Linked DNA regions of Homo sapiens: region 1 is linked to region 2. A link is an interaction called in ENCODE POLR2A ChIA-PET data of the cell type or tissue named here. Cell type or tissue: MCF 10A. All regions are shown on one strand.

Region 1 (8,000 bases), 140 kb after region 2:
TTCATTCTCCAGGTCAGACACTTTCCTATCAAGATCGCTGACCTTCATTTCATCTTTGGCTTTGTTTAGGGTGCCTTCAATCTCGTTTAGCTTATTCAGGTCCACTGTATCCAGCTGCCCTGGAGGGTCAGAAAGTACATAGAAGAGAACAGACATATTCAGTAAGAATGATCCCTTCACAAGTACCTGCACTAGACTCTAGGCCCAGCAGCTGCCATTCTGCACAGGCAGCCCGGCAAATGTGACTTGCAGATTGTTGATGTCACACAATGGTATAAAATATGCAAACCAAGTACAAATGCTGACCTAACCCAGCAGGGATGGGTCTGAGCATACAATTAATATAGAGCTGGATGTTTCTTTCTGAGACAATGGTTTTTGCAGAATGTTTCCTCAATGCACAGCTACCATGTTCTAGACCTTTGAGGGCCATCTGATAACATTTAATACCTTTTCCAGGTGTATACATGTAAACTCTATGTCATTTTAGTGCCATCAAAGATACACAAATCTCTAAGAACCCTAATCCCTCAGCTCTTAGAGAGATTCCAGGGAAGATGGGTCAGTTTTGAAGGTCACTTTCTGCTTTCAGGAGTTAGACACTATTAGGAGCCTTCCTATGGAAAATGGCCAGGAGTAAAATGCTGAAATAATTTCAGCAAGTCTTCACTTTAAGCTTAGCAAGAAAAAGAGGTTCTTTTGAAAGAAATGAGATGTTTCCATAACAAACAAAAGCAGACACAATAGACAGCATTTCATGCATACTTGACTTGATTAAAGTCTCACAAGACCATTTTACATCAGTGATTCTCAGATGTTAAATAATTTGCCCAAGTTTGCACAGCCTATAGGCAACAAAGCAAAGATACTAACCCAAGTCAGACTAATGTTAAAAGTCTGGCTGTTCCACAAAAAGCTTTCTCTTCTAGCTTACTTTCATTTTATATCCATCTGTTGGCACATAACTTATTCTTGACATTTGAGACCGATAAAAAATACCCCTGTAGCCCCCCACCAAAACAAAATGCACCAGTCTTTAAAGGCTGGCAAATTAAAATATAATGCCTTGCTACAAAGAGTCCTGGCTAGAGTGTTGACACTTTATAATGGAGTCTGGTGACAAAAGTGCATCTGTCCTAAAATGAAGCCTGCTCCCTAACACCCTATCAAACTGGATTAAAAGAAGGTTTCCGTATGCATAGATTTCCTTGAAAAATCAAGGTTTTTCTCTCTTTTGGCATGAAAGCTTTCCCCTCATCGGACTGTCCTTACTTAGCAAATGAAGAGAATTCCAGGCAGTAAAGTCATGACCAGTTTTAAGTGTTCTTTTTCGTTTTTTAAATTGAGACAGGGTTTCGCTCTGTTGCCCAGGGTGGAGTGCAGTGGCACGATAACAGCTCACTATCACCTCAAACTCAAGTGATGCACCTGCTTCAGTCTCCCGGGTAGCTAGGACTACAGGCGTGTAGCACCACACCCAGCTAATTTTTAAAATAATTTGAAGAGACGAGGTGAGATCTCGCTATGTTGCCTAGGCTGGTCTCAAACTCCTGGCCTCAAGCTATCCTCCTTGCATGGCTTCTTAAAGTACTGGGATTACCAGTGTGAGCCATCACACCCAGCCTGTGATTCTACTATTCTTTTATTCTACTATTGAAATCCTTTACTTTAAATCCCTTAAAGATACTGCCAGCAAGATGAGTTAAGAAAAATCACTGTTTAGTTGTACAATGATACTGGACCATAAATGCTACCCTAGCTGGCAATATATCTTCAAAATATAAAAAGAAACTCCTCAGACCACAGTGTTCTACTTAGGGCAAGGTCCACAGAAGGCACCTAGTAAGTACTTGTCACATTAACACAGCCTAAAGTCATGATTCAGGTCACACTGTAAAGCTGACAAATAATAAGTATGGTAAAGAAGCAAGTTGCTCTTAAAGACCCTGTCATGCAAGACAAACATTTATTTTATAAGGCTTTCAAAAATAAGCAACAGCAAAAGGAAATATTAATAATTTAATTAATGACTTAAAAGGGATTCATGTAAACCTATATCATCTGCTTTTGAGTCAACTGTACTATATCAGATCCTAAGAACAGTACAAAAGATTCAGAGACTGACAAAAATGACTCTATGGCTACGTACCCAGCTGCTCCAAGAGGTCATTAATAATGCTGAGGAGGCTAGTAACAGAGTTTTTGGCTTTTCTGGCATTGATCTCGGCTTCTTGAGCAGCCTGTGAAGCCTGTAAGGGAAAAATGAGGCAAAGAGTCTTGACTGTATGTTTTCATCTTCTTTAAATCTTTTTTCCCAATGACCCAACAAATCTAATTTCCAGATTTTCTTCCCTTTTCTAACTTAGGAAATTGAAACCTCTCATTGCTTTTTTTTTTTTTTTTTTTTGGTGGGGCTGCTGCATATCTTCATATTGAGGATGTTGGTATTTCTACTTCATCAAAGTTATGACTAGGCAGTCAGGATGCCTACACTCACTAACTCACTATATTTGTACTTCAAAAATTAATCTCCTTTTCTCACATTCTAACTCAATAATATATGGAGGTATATTCATAGTAAAGCCTATTAAGCAGAAACAAGTTATTTTTTAAGGATGATTATAGAAACTATGTTTCAGAACCAAAACATGTCCTTCAGGACACTCTTAGGGACTTATTAGAAATGTCCTATTCTTTGAAAATTTTCATAGTTAAGTAAAGCTCTTCTAGGAGTTCTCTTCTGTAAACTCCCCCTCCACATGCAATGACCCAGCCACAGTCCCCCTGACACACATACTCATTTATTGGGGCAATATAATTTACATTTTAAAAACCAAACAAAGGTAAATACACTTGGGAAATTCCATGAAACCTGAACAAATAACTGTGCATGAGTCATAGGAAACAGCAATGGAAGAGGAAGTGTCTAAATATCAGAAAACAGATGTTCTCACAAATAAATCTAGTTGAGATTTAAGTAAGTGGCTCTGAGCCTCTTACCACATAATTGTTTTTCCTAGTTTTGAGTAAGGACAACACAAACATTTTGGGATCAAAACAATGTGAAGATTTAAAAAAGAACAAGAAAGCAAGGCAGAAAAAACCTTCACAAATAAATGATTAATCTCTGTCCAAACGGCAGCTGTCCTTATTGAGCATCCACAAGCTTGTCTGCGAGTGTAAAAGGAGGGAGAAAGGACCCTGCCAGGGCCGGCCAAGAGCGATGCACCTGCATTTAACCTGTGGTCTCCAGCCTCCTCTTCCAAAAGAATGAAGCTATAAACCTTCATTCTTCTGGTTAAAAAATACAATACAGATTCAAATAATACTGGCCAAATGCTGGCCTTTCAGAATTGACAGAAATACAAATGAGATAGTGCATGTGAGGGTGGTTTGTTTCCTTAGAAGTTATTTACCAAAATAATAAAAGATCTTCTTTCACCCTTTGAACTAAACCAAAACCCTTTTTTGAAGCTCCTAAAGAATATACTGTTTTCTTTTTCAATATGCTTTAAATCTAATGTTTCTACAATCATATTAAAAATGAAATCCATATATGCTCAACATGTGAGAAACATCTATTTTTTTTATGGGAATTTTTGTTTTTTTGAGACGGAGTCTTCCTCTGTGGCCCAGGGTGGAGTGATCTTGGCTCATTACAACCTCCACCTCCCAAGTTCAAGCAATTCTCCTGCCTCAGCCTCCTATGTAGCTGGGGTAACAGGCACCCACCACCATGCCCAACTAATTTTTGTATTTTTAGTAGAGATAGCGTTTCACCATGTTGGCCAGGCTGGTCTCGAATTCCTGACCACAGGCGATCCACCCACCTCGGCCTCTCAAAGTGCTGGGATTACAGGAGTGAACCACTGCGCCCAGACACCTTTATGGGAATTTTTACTTGAGCCACACCATAACGGAGAAAATCAGGACAATCCAAACCAACATCCACCCCCCTACCTGTAAAAAGCATAATAAAATTAGGTGGTTGCACAGAGATAGTTTCCTTTATCACTTCCCTAGAGTTTTTACTGAGATTAACAGGCTTTGTACTTCTTTTTTCCATCCCAAGATGAAAATGACCCACACTGAGGGACTATGTTTTCTGGCAGCAGTGAACGACGGCCTCTTCTTTGCCACTGAAAGTGAGCAAGTAACCACAAGTTCGTGTATGTCATTACCGTGATTGCTACACCCAACTGGAAAAAGAATATTCCTACTGTGACTCCATTAAAGTCTTTTCAAAGCAAAATATAGCATAGAACAGAAAAATGGACCTTAGTTCTTCCTTGGGCCATCCATTGACAAGTCAATTTTGTTACAAATAGTACCTTGCATACACATTATCACAAAACGTGAAAAATTAAACTAGATGTAAGTTTCATATGTTTTGGTGGGGTGGTAGACAATGCCATCTTCAAAAATTTCTTATATACAAGAAACTTGTCTTTGTCTCTAAAGGTGCTGGGAGAACAAGAATAAGAAGAAAATTAACTTCATTGCATTCCTTTTTTATTAACATTTATGAATTACCCAGTGAAAAATATAAACACATACTTTTAATGTCCTAAAACCTCAAACGTGTAAAGCAATGTTTTACTTTTAACTGAGTAACTTTGGGACAGGACAATTGTGCAACAAAATTACCTGGCAGAAGATCCAAATTCTTTGTCTTCTATGTAAGCTACTAACCCAATTCTTGACGAGACAATGTGATGAAAAACAGAAGTCAATATAAAAAAGACTCTTCTCAACAAGTGGGGGATCTTTATTATTAAACACTGTTCACTTTCTGCCAATGAGCAAATATACCAAAACCTCTTACCATCCCTGCCATCATCATGTCCTGGTCAGCGTCATCTTGTTTTCTCTTTAGCTCTTTTTCTGCTTCCTGCAGTTGCTTCAACATATTGTTCACCTCATTATCCAGATCTGTAACTTCTGCAAAAGTTCTTTCAGCTTCTGCCTTGGTGCTGGTGGCATTCTAGGCACAAAAGAAAATTGTACTTTTTTTAAAAAAGCTTTCCTTTTTCTCAAGTATGCTCCCGCTCCTTTTATAATTTATAAAATGTCTTAAAAATATAATCCAGAAATAATAATATATTGATTTATACTATCTCATGACTTACATTATCAATTTGGGTTATAAATAATCATAAAAAAAATTACTACCCACATAATAACATTTTGTATTTTATCTAGCACTTTCATTTGTATCCTCTTCTTTAATCCTGGAAACTTCTGTTCTATTATTGCTATTTTTAGTTGGGGTCATACAGACAGCAAATGATAAACATTTAATGGCATACACTTTCTACGACATCATATTGATTAGATGCTTTCGCTGAGGTAAAATTTAAATTCAAAGCTAGCTTGGTTCATTCTTGGCAGTTCATCATAATGTACAAAAAGACCACAATCCTGAAATATGAGTATTTTATAAAATATAATTAATCCAAAAGCCAACTGTTCTAAGGAAACTAAGAGGTTTCTCTGATTCTTAAATACCTAATTCTAAAATTGCTCCAATCTCTCTTTTAAATAAAACAAACAGATTGACCTTGAAATAAGAGAAAGCCAAACTAAAAAACATTATTCTTGAAGATGACTTCAAAGAATCCTAGCAATGGCAGCTATGGGAAGTCTCTCCTAGGAGTGGCTTACATATGGCAATATACTTGAAAGGGGGACTTGAAAGTTATATTGATAAGGCACACTACATAGTATTGAAATAAATACCACCTGTCTAGGTCAAAGAAGAATGTTTATTTAGAAAAAGTCTGATTTTTTGTGGGAATGGGCTCTATAGACCTCTGAAGCCAGACCTCACACTGAGACATAGTAGAAATTTTAGAGTAAAGCACCCTTTTACTGAGTTCCCCTCCTCAATGTGGATACCTACTCTCATGCCTAGTCAAAAGAAAAAAAAAAAGACAAATATGGTTTAAGACAATTTTACTGAAGTTCAGGAAAAAAATCTGCAAGGGCTCTGAGGGTCTGGAAAGAAACTGGAAAGTGACCAGAGAAAGATATGGGCAGGGACTCTTGGAGAAGAGGAAACGCACACCTTTTGGACAGCGCTCGCGATCCTCTCCGCCTCATGGGCCTTGTTCTTGGCCTCTGTGGCATCCGCCGCAGCACTGCCCAGGGCCTGCTGGGCTTCTCTGGTCTTTTCATTGGCTTCAGTGATGGTCTGGTTGATGGCAGGAATCTTCCTTAGTGCCTCCTCTGCGGCCGTCTTGTTATCGTTCACACGCCTATCAAAATCTGAAACAAGTTCAAGGACACATTTGAGCTAAACTCCCAACAAGTAAAAAGGGGGCCTTTCAGGGAGTTCCAACTGGATTTTGTTTTATGAACAATGGAAGTCAGGGTAAAAAATGGAAGAGAGCATGGGCTGAAATTTTAGAAATTACACATCTCTACAGAATAGGTCTCCCAGTTAGTGTTATAGAAATGTTCCGTTTCTGGAAATAGAATTCTTACTTCAACAATGTGCTTTAAAATGCAGAGCGCTGAGCATCCCATTACCACTACCTCAACCATTATTAAAAGCTGCAATTTATTTAGTGTTTACTGTGTGTCGGGTACTGAGTTAAGAGCTTTGTGTCTTTGACATAAAATAGGCTGTATCATTTTTATAAGAAAATTGAGGATTAAAGAAGTTACATGACCTGTGGTGCAGGGTGCAGGGTTTTGAACCAAGGCCCACTGACACCAGAGTCCATATTTTGAACTACTACTTTTTTTTTTTTTTTTTTTGAGAGACAAGGTTTCACTCTGTCACCCTGGCTGGAATGCAGTGGCACAATCACTGCTTAGTGCAGCCTTGACCTCCTGAGCCCAAGGGATCCTCCCACCTCAGCCTCTCAAGTAGCTAGGACTACAGGTATGTGCCAGCATGCCCGGCTAATTAAAAAAAAAATTTTTTTTTATAGAGATGGGGTCTCACTATATTCCCCAGTGAGGAACTGGTGTTCAACTCCTGGCCTCCAGTGATCCTTCCTCCCGAAGTGTTGGGATTACAGGCCACCGTGCCTGGCCCATATTTTCAACTAGTACCCTGTAAAGCATCCTGTAAAGCTTCTCTATTTATAGAACCTATGACTGTTTTATCAGACAAGAATTCACAGTTGCTCAGTGAATTGGTCACATTTCTCTTCTATCTGGGGTGAAGAAAAAAAAACAACAACAAAGAATCAGATGCCACTGGCAGAGAAAATGAAAGATAATCTCCATTTACCTATATAAGTTCTCTAAATAGGCATCTTGGTTATGTGAGTTTGCCTAATAAGAAAACATCTTTAAAAAAAAATCCATACTGAAGTATGCAGGGATAAAATGACAGGAGCTCTGGGATTTCCCTTTGAAATACTTTAGCATAAAAAAAGTAGGGAGTTGGGGATGAAGTAATAAATATGGTAAAAGTCATGATTAAAAAAAAAAATCACTCTAGTGGCGGAAGCATTTGCCCCTGTTATCTCAGCCTTTTCTACCTTTCAGGTTGTTGAGAATGTCATTAGCTTCTTGTAAGGTATCCCGTCCCTTCTTTGCAGCTTCTTCAGCGAGGGCCTTGGCAGCATCAGCTCGGGCTAGGAGTTGGTCTGCGGTCTGCAAACACATGGCAGATGAGAGGATGAACCCTCAAAGCAAATCCCTTCTGTCTCCTGGACAGACAAGGCTCTCCAGAGGTGCCACCCTGAGACTTGCCAGCATAAAATCTGTTAGGCTGCTCTCTCAGCACTGGGGTCTGCTGTCTCTGAAAGTACGGCATCATCACAGACCCATTTGGACTGTTCAAATGTTGCCTCAAGAAATGAAGCGACCTGCAAATCAAACCAACCTGCTGTTCAGTCTTGCCTTTCTCCAGAAGGTTCTTGACTTCAAGTTCCTTCCCTCTCATATCTTCTCTGAGGTCCTCATAATCTTTTAATTTCTGGTCAATCAGTTGTTCCAGATTCTCAGCTTCCATCTTTATGTTATTTGCTTCATTCTGTGAA
Region 2 (8,000 bases):
TTGGTGATTTTTCCTTCAGAGCCTCCACTCCCTCCTCTAAAAAACATGAAAGTTGAGCTTTGGCACCAGCTGGAAAGACCCTTCTTTTGGGCACAGACACTGCACACAAATGAGGCAGAAGAGCACCCCGGCCTTCCTCATTCAGTGCTTGTAGATGAAGAAACAGAGAGGGGACTGAAAGCCACCTCCACACCTCCCTTGCAGCCTTGGGCAGAGGCTAAGGCACTTCACTGTCTGTGTGAGGGCTGCCTGCCCAACCCAATACCAGAGCAGGCCAGGGCAGGCCCGAGCCGGTGGAGGGCGGTTACACAGCTGTCAGGGTGGGAAGAAGTTGATGACCCCTACAAGCAAATTGAGAAGCAGATAGGAACACTGAAATCTTCCCAGGGTTTCAGAATGGTGGGAGACGCAGGTGTCTGAAGCTGGGGAAAGGGCAGGGAGACACCAGAATAGAGCTGGAGCTGGCACAGGTACCAGGGGACAAGAAGGGTCAGTGACATCAGGAATGCCTGGAGCTCTAGGGCAAGGCAGCCTGGTGTCCACACCCTCAATCTTCAACTTCCAGCTGAAAAGATCCTCCAAGCATCCCTTCCTGGTACTTTTCTGTCCAAGGACTGGAAGTCAGGGCTCCCACTGCAATCCTGAGAGGCAGGGTTTGTCCTGAGCACTTGGTTCACACAGACCCGGCAGATGTGATGTCATTTCAAGGGGCTTCTCTGGGTCTCATCCTCTCATCTGAGGTGCAGTGGTGTCCCTGAATTGGCTCAGGTGGTTTCCTACAACCATTTGTAAAGTTTTCAGGAATTTTGTGAACCAGTTTTAAATAGAGCCATTACTAAAAATTAAGTTATATTAACTTAAAATTAAATTTAATTAAAAACAAAAGGAATGAATACTCAAAACTCCTCACTTCTTGATTATTTTACTAATTTTAATATCCTTTATTGACCAGCAAGTCACTCTCTGAAGGCCACAGGAAGGAGCACCCGCCTTCCTGGTTGCTCCCCAAAACAGGCAGGAGCATTTGGCTCTAGGTTCTCCAGACCCAGAACACCCAACAGGCAAGGATGGGAGGGAAGGTGCCTGGGCTGGGCTGAAAGCTCCTGCACTCCACTTCCCTGCAGTTCCAGCCTGGTCACCACCTGCTGCCTTCCCACGCAGTCTCCTTGGCCAGCAGAGCTCAGCCTTAGGACTTCTCATTGTATTCCAGTGTATTTCTCTTTCCTTAGTCCAGAGATGTATTGTGGCAAGCTTGAGCCATGGCCTTGCTTGCCTTCCTAGCGCCTGGGGCAGGTGGATCAGGCACTCCTCATCCTGACTCAAGGAGTCCCCTCCAGGAGAGGACAGTGGTGATCAGTATTGCACAGCGTACTGCTGTGTTCACTTCCATTAGCTCACGGCTACCTCGGGAGGGGCAGGGGCCTCTGCTTACTCTTCTTGCTCCATAGCAGTTCTGGAGTTATGGTGAGCCAGCCGCCAGGGACCAAAAATGCTGCTGGGGAGTGACCTCTCACCTCTGGCTTCCCTGAGGCTCTGCCTGTCCCCTTCCACATCCCCTGTGCTCGCTGAGAGGGAGGGTCTACCTGCATGTGATGGAGAAAGGACAGTGTGGGGTAGAGAATGGAGAACACTTAGGTTCCGAGAAAGGACAGCTCAGCAGCCACAGCTGTCAGATTGGGCTCAGGTCCTGGCATGGTCCAGGTGGTGGCTGCATGCAGTGGAAACTGGGATGGGCTGCAGGGCCCGGGCTTCACATAGCCCGGATTCCTGGGAGGGGAGTGTGGACAGAGAGTGTGCATTCTGGCTCGTGGCCCTGGATCAGCGTGACCTGGGGAAGGAGGCTAGCCCAGAGGAGCTGGAAGGGAGCTCGCTGCCTCCCGACTCCTGCGCTGTGTGAGGCGCTGGGGCTCACGTGTCCCCTTTTTTAATATTTCCTTCCACACTAAATGAGGAGGAAAAGCCATTTTCTCCTAGCTCCATTAGCGTCTGTTGACCCTATTTACATGCTCCTAACAGCTGACTGCTCCTCCAGGGCTGCCCTAGACCACAGGCTGTTGGGCTGGAAACTTGCCTTAGCCTCATAGGACAAACTGGGAGAAGTCACTGCTGCCCTCCAGTGGCCATATGTGGGATCTCAAGCCCTGCTGGGGCCGCTTGTCTGACTTAAATGTTTGCACTGGTCCTGCAAGAAAGGGTGGCAGAGACCGTACTCTTGAACTCTTTGTGCTTTGGCTTAAAACATAAAAGTCCCATATTATATTTGGTTGGGATAGTGTGTCCCTGGCTTGGGAATAGGAAAGAGATTTATTTTCATGGCTGTAAGCAGGGATTTTTAACCTTGGCACTAATTGACATTTGGGAACAGATGTGTTGGGGAGGGGGGCTTCCCTGTGCATTGTAGGATGTTTAGCAGCACTCCTAGCCTCCACCCACTAGATGCCAGTAGCATGCCACCCTCTCCCTCCAGTCCTGACATCCAAAAATGTCCAGACATTGCCCAATGTCCCCTGGCAATTGCAAAATTGCCCTCAGTTGAGAACCAGTGATGAGAGAAAGCTGAGGGCCAGCACATTCCCTGTTGACATGACCATCTAATTCAGGGCTGTCCAATCTTTTGGCTTCCCTGGGCAACATTGGAAGAGGAAGAATTATCTTGGACCACACATAAAATACACTAACACTAGGCTGGGCGCGGTGACTCAAGCCTATAATCCCAGCACTTTGGGAGGCCGAGGCTGGCGGGTCACCTGAGGTTGGGAGTTCAAGACCACCCTGACCAACATGGAGAAACCCCATCTCTACTAAAAATACAAAATTAGCCGGGTGTGGTGGCACATGTCTGTAATCCCAGCTGCTCAGGAGGCTGAGGCAGGAGAATTGCTTGAACCCAGGAGGCGGAGGTTGCGGTGAGCCGGAGATCACGCCATTGCACTCCAGCCTGGGCAACAAGAGCGAAACTCCATCTCAAAAAAAAAAAAAAAAAAAAAAAAAATACACTAACACTAACAATAGCTGATGAGCAAAAAAAAAGAAAAAAAGTCGCCAAAAAAAAATCTCATAATGTTTTAAGAAAGTTTACATGCCGAGTGTAGTGGCTCATGCCTGTAATTCCAGCACTTTGGGAGGCCACGGTGGGCAGATCACTTGAGGTCAGGAGTTTGAGAACTGCCTGGCCAACATGGTGAAACCCCCTCTCTACTAAAAATACAAAAATTAGCCAGGTGTGGTGGCAGGCACCTGTAATCCCAGCTACTTGGGAGGCTGAGGCAAGAGAATTGCTTGAACCTGAAAGGCGGAGGTTGCAGTGAGCCAAGATCGTGTCACTGCACTCCAGCTTGGGTGACAGAGGGAGATTCTATCTCCAAAAAAAGAAAAAAAAAAGGAAGTTTACGAATTTATGTTAGACTGCATTCAAAGCCACCCTGGGCCACATGTGGCCTATGTGCCTTGGGTTGGACAAGCTTGATCTAACTGAACTTATAGGCAGTCAGAATTACAGAGACGTGCCCTTTCAACAGAGAACTGACCTAGAACCCTGGGTGGCTCCAAGTGGGCCTGAGGAACAACAGAATCCGAGAAATAAGCCTAGTCTGGCTCCTGTCAGCAATACCAAGTGTGGTTCCTCTCCACAGTTGGGGAGTTGGGCCAGAAATCCTATGGCGCAACGCAGAGGCGCCACTGACTCAGGCAAACATTCTCCCCAGTGACCCCATGCTGCAAGAGCAGAGGCCACGATAGTCACCACAGCCCTCCCAGATTGCCCGGAAGGCAGCCTGCAGGATCTCTGTTGTCAGCTCATCTGTTGCCTTACCCATTCAACATGCCTGAGCACCTACTGTATGCCAGTGACTCTGCCAGACCCTGGGGCTGTAAAGATAAAGGAAAATCCCTGCACACAAACAGATCATTAGACTAAGGTATGTTAGAGAGGAGAGAAGACAGGATGCAGGAATATTTCATAGTTACAATCCAGTCCTCAGTGGGGCTCCCTTACGTGGGAAGGCTGCCCTGACCCTGGGACCATGAGATGCTGGCATTGCCCACCATTGGCCCAGTAGCCTCCCCCCTGCTTCAGGAGTCCCACCTAGAGACTCATTCCACAGCAGGGGACAGCTTACCACCTGAAAGCCTTCGTCAGGTCCCAGAACTAGCCACAGGGTCTAAGGCAGGCAGGGCTGCCCGCAGCTTCTCTGTCTCTCGCCTGGGCCTCAGGGCCCCAGGGCCTGTGCTGGCAGCTGTCTCTGGAAGGCTGGTGGTGCCCTCAGTGCAGACCTGCCTCACTGTTTCAGACAAGATGCCCAACAGCCTCGGCCTCTTGATGAGAGGGCCTGGAACGCCTGGGAGCCACGCTGTGCTCCACCCTGAGCCACATCCTGGGTGAGGACTCTCCTCACGGTATTCTCAGAATGTTGTTCCCCACTGCTCAGTTTTAATAAGTGAGTCAGTTTGCTGCCTGTTTTAAACAACAATGGGCCTCACTGGGATAATTCAGAGTGAGCTTAATGAGGGAAGAAAAACAACTGACAAGCAGGAAGTGCGCCTGGGTGCCAGGAAAAGTATGGGCACTGGGAGGGGCCTCAGCCTTGCTTCTCAAGCCCTTTGCTGGGGACAGTGGCCATGTGACACATTTTATACACTCAGCTACCTCAAGGTACACTCACTGTCCCCTCACACCCCCTCCCATGTCAGGGAGACAAACTCCAGACAATGCACAGTAGCAGAGAATCCAAACTCTGTTGGCGTTTGAGCTTGACAGGGAGCAAGAGAGAGTACCTCAGACCTTAGACAAGATGCGTAGCTGGCTCAGCCACAGTTACAATAATGAACCATCCTGGCTTAGCCCTGAAAGATCTATGTCCTGGGAAAGCCAGGGCAGTCGATCACCCGCTATGCTCTACTCTCCTTGCATGAGTAATTCCTCCCACAGGGGATGAGGGTGGTCTGGAAATGAGCCCGAGGAAGAGGTGAGCAGGGGTTTCTGCTCTGCACACACTCAGGGGCAGAGGCACCTGGGATAACTGGGCCCCACATCCCCAAAGGTGGGAGAGTTATGTATTCACCAGGGGAAGAAGGCTGAGGGTCAAATGCTTCCCGGGCCACCACTTACTCCCTTTGCAAACTTTGCTCCCCTTCCTCAGAGCTACGGATCCTGCTGCTGTGTGGTAGTGACCTGCTGGAGTCCTTCTGCATCCCAGGGCTCTGGAACGAGGCAGATGTGAGTAGCAAGGTTATTGCCTGGCACCCAGCTGGGACTGGGAGGGATGGGAAGTGTGCATTTGATTTTGGCCTCCTGTCTTCACTTCTTCTGAGCTTCTAAGAGGGCAGTCCGTTCACATCACTATGGTAGAAAATTCTCACCTACCCCCAAGCTTTATCTCCTACTGCATTTTTACACTTACTCCTCCTCAAGCTTGCTCCAGTAAAGCCCCTGGGAAAAAAGCAAGCTGAGTCATACAGTATCTAGCACCAAATAGTGCTGGGGTATGCATGTGTTGCCGATGGGGAGAAGGAAGGGAGAAAAAAAAATCTTTGCCCTTTTAAGATTATTGTGTGTTTTGTTTTCCTTTGATTCCTTTTGAAGAGGTGGTAAATACCATCCTGGAATCCCCTCAAAAAGAGAAAATTGGTCCAGAGGGGAGAAGTTCATGGCAAGAGGTCAGCAGGATCCTTGGCAATTGACTTGGCATTGAGGGAACCAGGAGGTTAAACTTACACCACTTAGGAGCTCAATGACACCTTTTGTTGCCAGATCTGACTGTGATGATCTCAAACCAGCTCACCCTTAAATTACTCACTCTTCACACATACGTTCGTTCTTATTCCTTCATTAATTCATTCATCTGGTAGCCTGAGCTAATGCTAGCTCCCAACCCCATAGCTCTATGCACATTGAATTCCCAAGGCAGCAATTCTAGATGTAGTGCTTTTTGATTAACTTGCTGTGTGACTCTGGACCTGCCTCAGTTTTTTTGTTTGTTTGTTTGTTTTTAATCTGTAAAATCTATAGAATGTTATCTACAGGATTCTGAGATTTTAAAGAAACGTTGTACTATACAATCTTTGCCCCCAAGTAATAGGTGGCATGACATACACATATGAAATATGTTCGTGTACATTTATGTGTCTCTGGACAGAGATCGAGGCAGGACAGAGGCAGGACAGGGGCAGGACAGGGTCAGGCTCAAGATTCAAGTTCTACTCCAACACAGCTCATGACAAAATATATATTCCTTTTTTTTTTTTTTTTTTTTTTTTGAGACGGAGTCACTCTGTCACCCAGGCTGGAGTGCAGTGGTGTGATCTCGGCTCACTGCAACCTCTGCCTTCCAGGTTCAAGAGTCACTGCAACCTCTGCCTCCCAGGTTCAAGCGATTCTTCTGCCTCAGCCTCCCAGGCACCTGGAATTACAGGCACCTGCCACCACGCCCAGCTAATTTTTGTATTTTTAGTAGAGACAGAATTTTGCCATGTTGACCAGGCTGGTCTCGAACCCCTGACCTCAGGTGATCTGCCTGCCTCAGCCTCCCAAAGTGCTGGGATTACAGGCGTGAGGCACTATTCTCTTCCAACAAAATATATTCTAAGCTTCAGTTTTTTCCATCCCTGAAATGAGCCTAATAATAGTACCTACGTCCCATGGGTTTGGAAGGCTTAAATGGTATTGTTTTGAAAGTGCCTAGCCCCAGCACCTGACATACAGTCACGCTCAGCAAAGATAATAAGTGAATTTACCTAAATACACACACAGATACACACAAAGCTATGTAAGGTGAAGGGCATAAATGCTAACATGCTGTAGGATAACCAAGATGGGAGGGAAAGTTTCCGGGAAGTAAGGTATACTGTGTGAAATATACAGTCCTCTCCACCCTGGAACCATTTCCTAGAGGTGAAATTTTAAACCTCCTTTCAGTTCTTAATTAAGTGGCTTAATTAGCTTTTGCTTTCCTGGCTAATTCACAAGGAGCTATGAAAGTCAAAAGTAATGCGGGCAAAGTTCTGTACAAGAGCTCATCAAAGCTCTTTCAAGAATCCAGGCAAATCTGGGCAATTGCCGGAGGCCCCATTTTATTGCGGAGGCCTGGGCCGTCCTGGAGGAATTTAGAGGGACGAGGTCAGCAGCTGTGGCACAGCCTGGAGTGCTGTGGAGGAGGAATCCCTGGGGGCTATTTACTAAGTGTGATGGGTGAGGAGCCTCCTCTCAAGGGCAGACCCAGGCTTCCTGGAGCGTGAAACTTACACAATTTGGGGCCTTGCTGCAGGCCAATCCCTCTCTTCTCCTCCCAGTTAGATTGCTGACTTAGATCACCGGTCCTCTAACTTCTCTCCAAAATGGCTGGTCTTGGTGTTGTCAGATACCAACATTATAGGACCAGGGAGAAGAGCCCCAGGTCTCTCCTTTTCTGATTGGTCCCTGGTGCTGAGACCAGGGTTGGTTGGTTAAGACAGAAAATCTGAGAAACTAGTAGCTGTTGATTTACCAGGGATGTGACAGCAGAGGTGGAGTGAACTCACTGGGTCAAATATGTTCCCACTTGACTACTTGGCAAGTCCCAGCCCCAACCCTCTTCCCTTTCTGGATTCCCCAGGGAGATCATAGAATTTCTGTCCCATCTGGGTGGTTGTGGAAAAAGGGGAGGGATTCTCCTATCCCATTTCCAATCCCCATCTGAGATGGATGACTTTGGAACATCCCCTGGAAGCCAGGGACGGGTGAGATAATGAACCAATAGCAAGATCAGGTGACCAACTAGTCCCCGTTTCTGCAAGACTTACCCGGTTTTAAAACTGAAATACTAGGCTGGGTGCGTATTACACCTGTAATCCCAGCACTTTGGGAGGCCGAGGCAGATGGATCACGAGGTCAGGAGATCAAGACCATCCTGGCTAACACGGTGAAACCCTGTCTCTACTAAAAATACAAAAAATTAGCTGGGCGTGGTGGCGGGCTCCTGTAGTCCCAGCTACTTGGGAGGCTGAGGCAGGAGAATTGCTTGAAC

The links. ChIA-PET counts read pairs that join two places held together with the same protein. Peaks named below come from ENCODE experiments on the same cell type or tissue, not always from the same donor. Only the 100,000 strongest peaks of a DNase experiment are listed, where the experiment ranks them.
Region 1: POLR2A ChIA-PET joins it to region 2 with 12 read pairs; 2 of 35 experiments call an interaction of 5 or more read pairs at or near these places.

What each region holds. Positions count from the first base shown.
Region 1 is chr1:183,134,653-183,142,652 of GRCh38, reverse strand. It overlaps LAMC1 (laminin subunit gamma 1), which reads right to left. Exons shown (of 28, transcript NM_002293.4): 23 at 7,844-7,993; 24 at 7,497-7,611; 25 at 6,068-6,267; 26 at 4,826-4,984; 27 at 2,150-2,249; 28 at 1-119. LAMC1-AS1 (LAMC1 antisense RNA 1) reads left to right here and starts at 1,383. Exons shown (of 3, transcript NR_149048.1): 1 at 1,383-1,511; 2 at 1,684-1,842; 3 at 4,073-4,251. In MCF 10A, no CTCF peak of the experiment used is centred here; DNase peaks (open chromatin) are centred at 2,912, 4,152 and 4,652.
Region 2 is chr1:183,275,768-183,283,767 of GRCh38, reverse strand. NMNAT2 (nicotinamide nucleotide adenylyltransferase 2) reads left to right here. Exons shown (of 11, transcript NM_015039.4): 8 at 5,139-5,215. Among named protein-coding and RNA genes, the nearest start is that of LAMC2, 94 kb to the right of the region's middle. RefSeq lists enhancers at 1,876-1,935, 3,508-4,318, 4,319-5,130 and a silencer at 2,146-2,195. In MCF 10A, a CTCF peak has its summit at 2,127 (motif pointing left); DNase peaks (open chromatin) are centred at 2,107, 2,497, 3,727, 4,447 and 2 weaker places.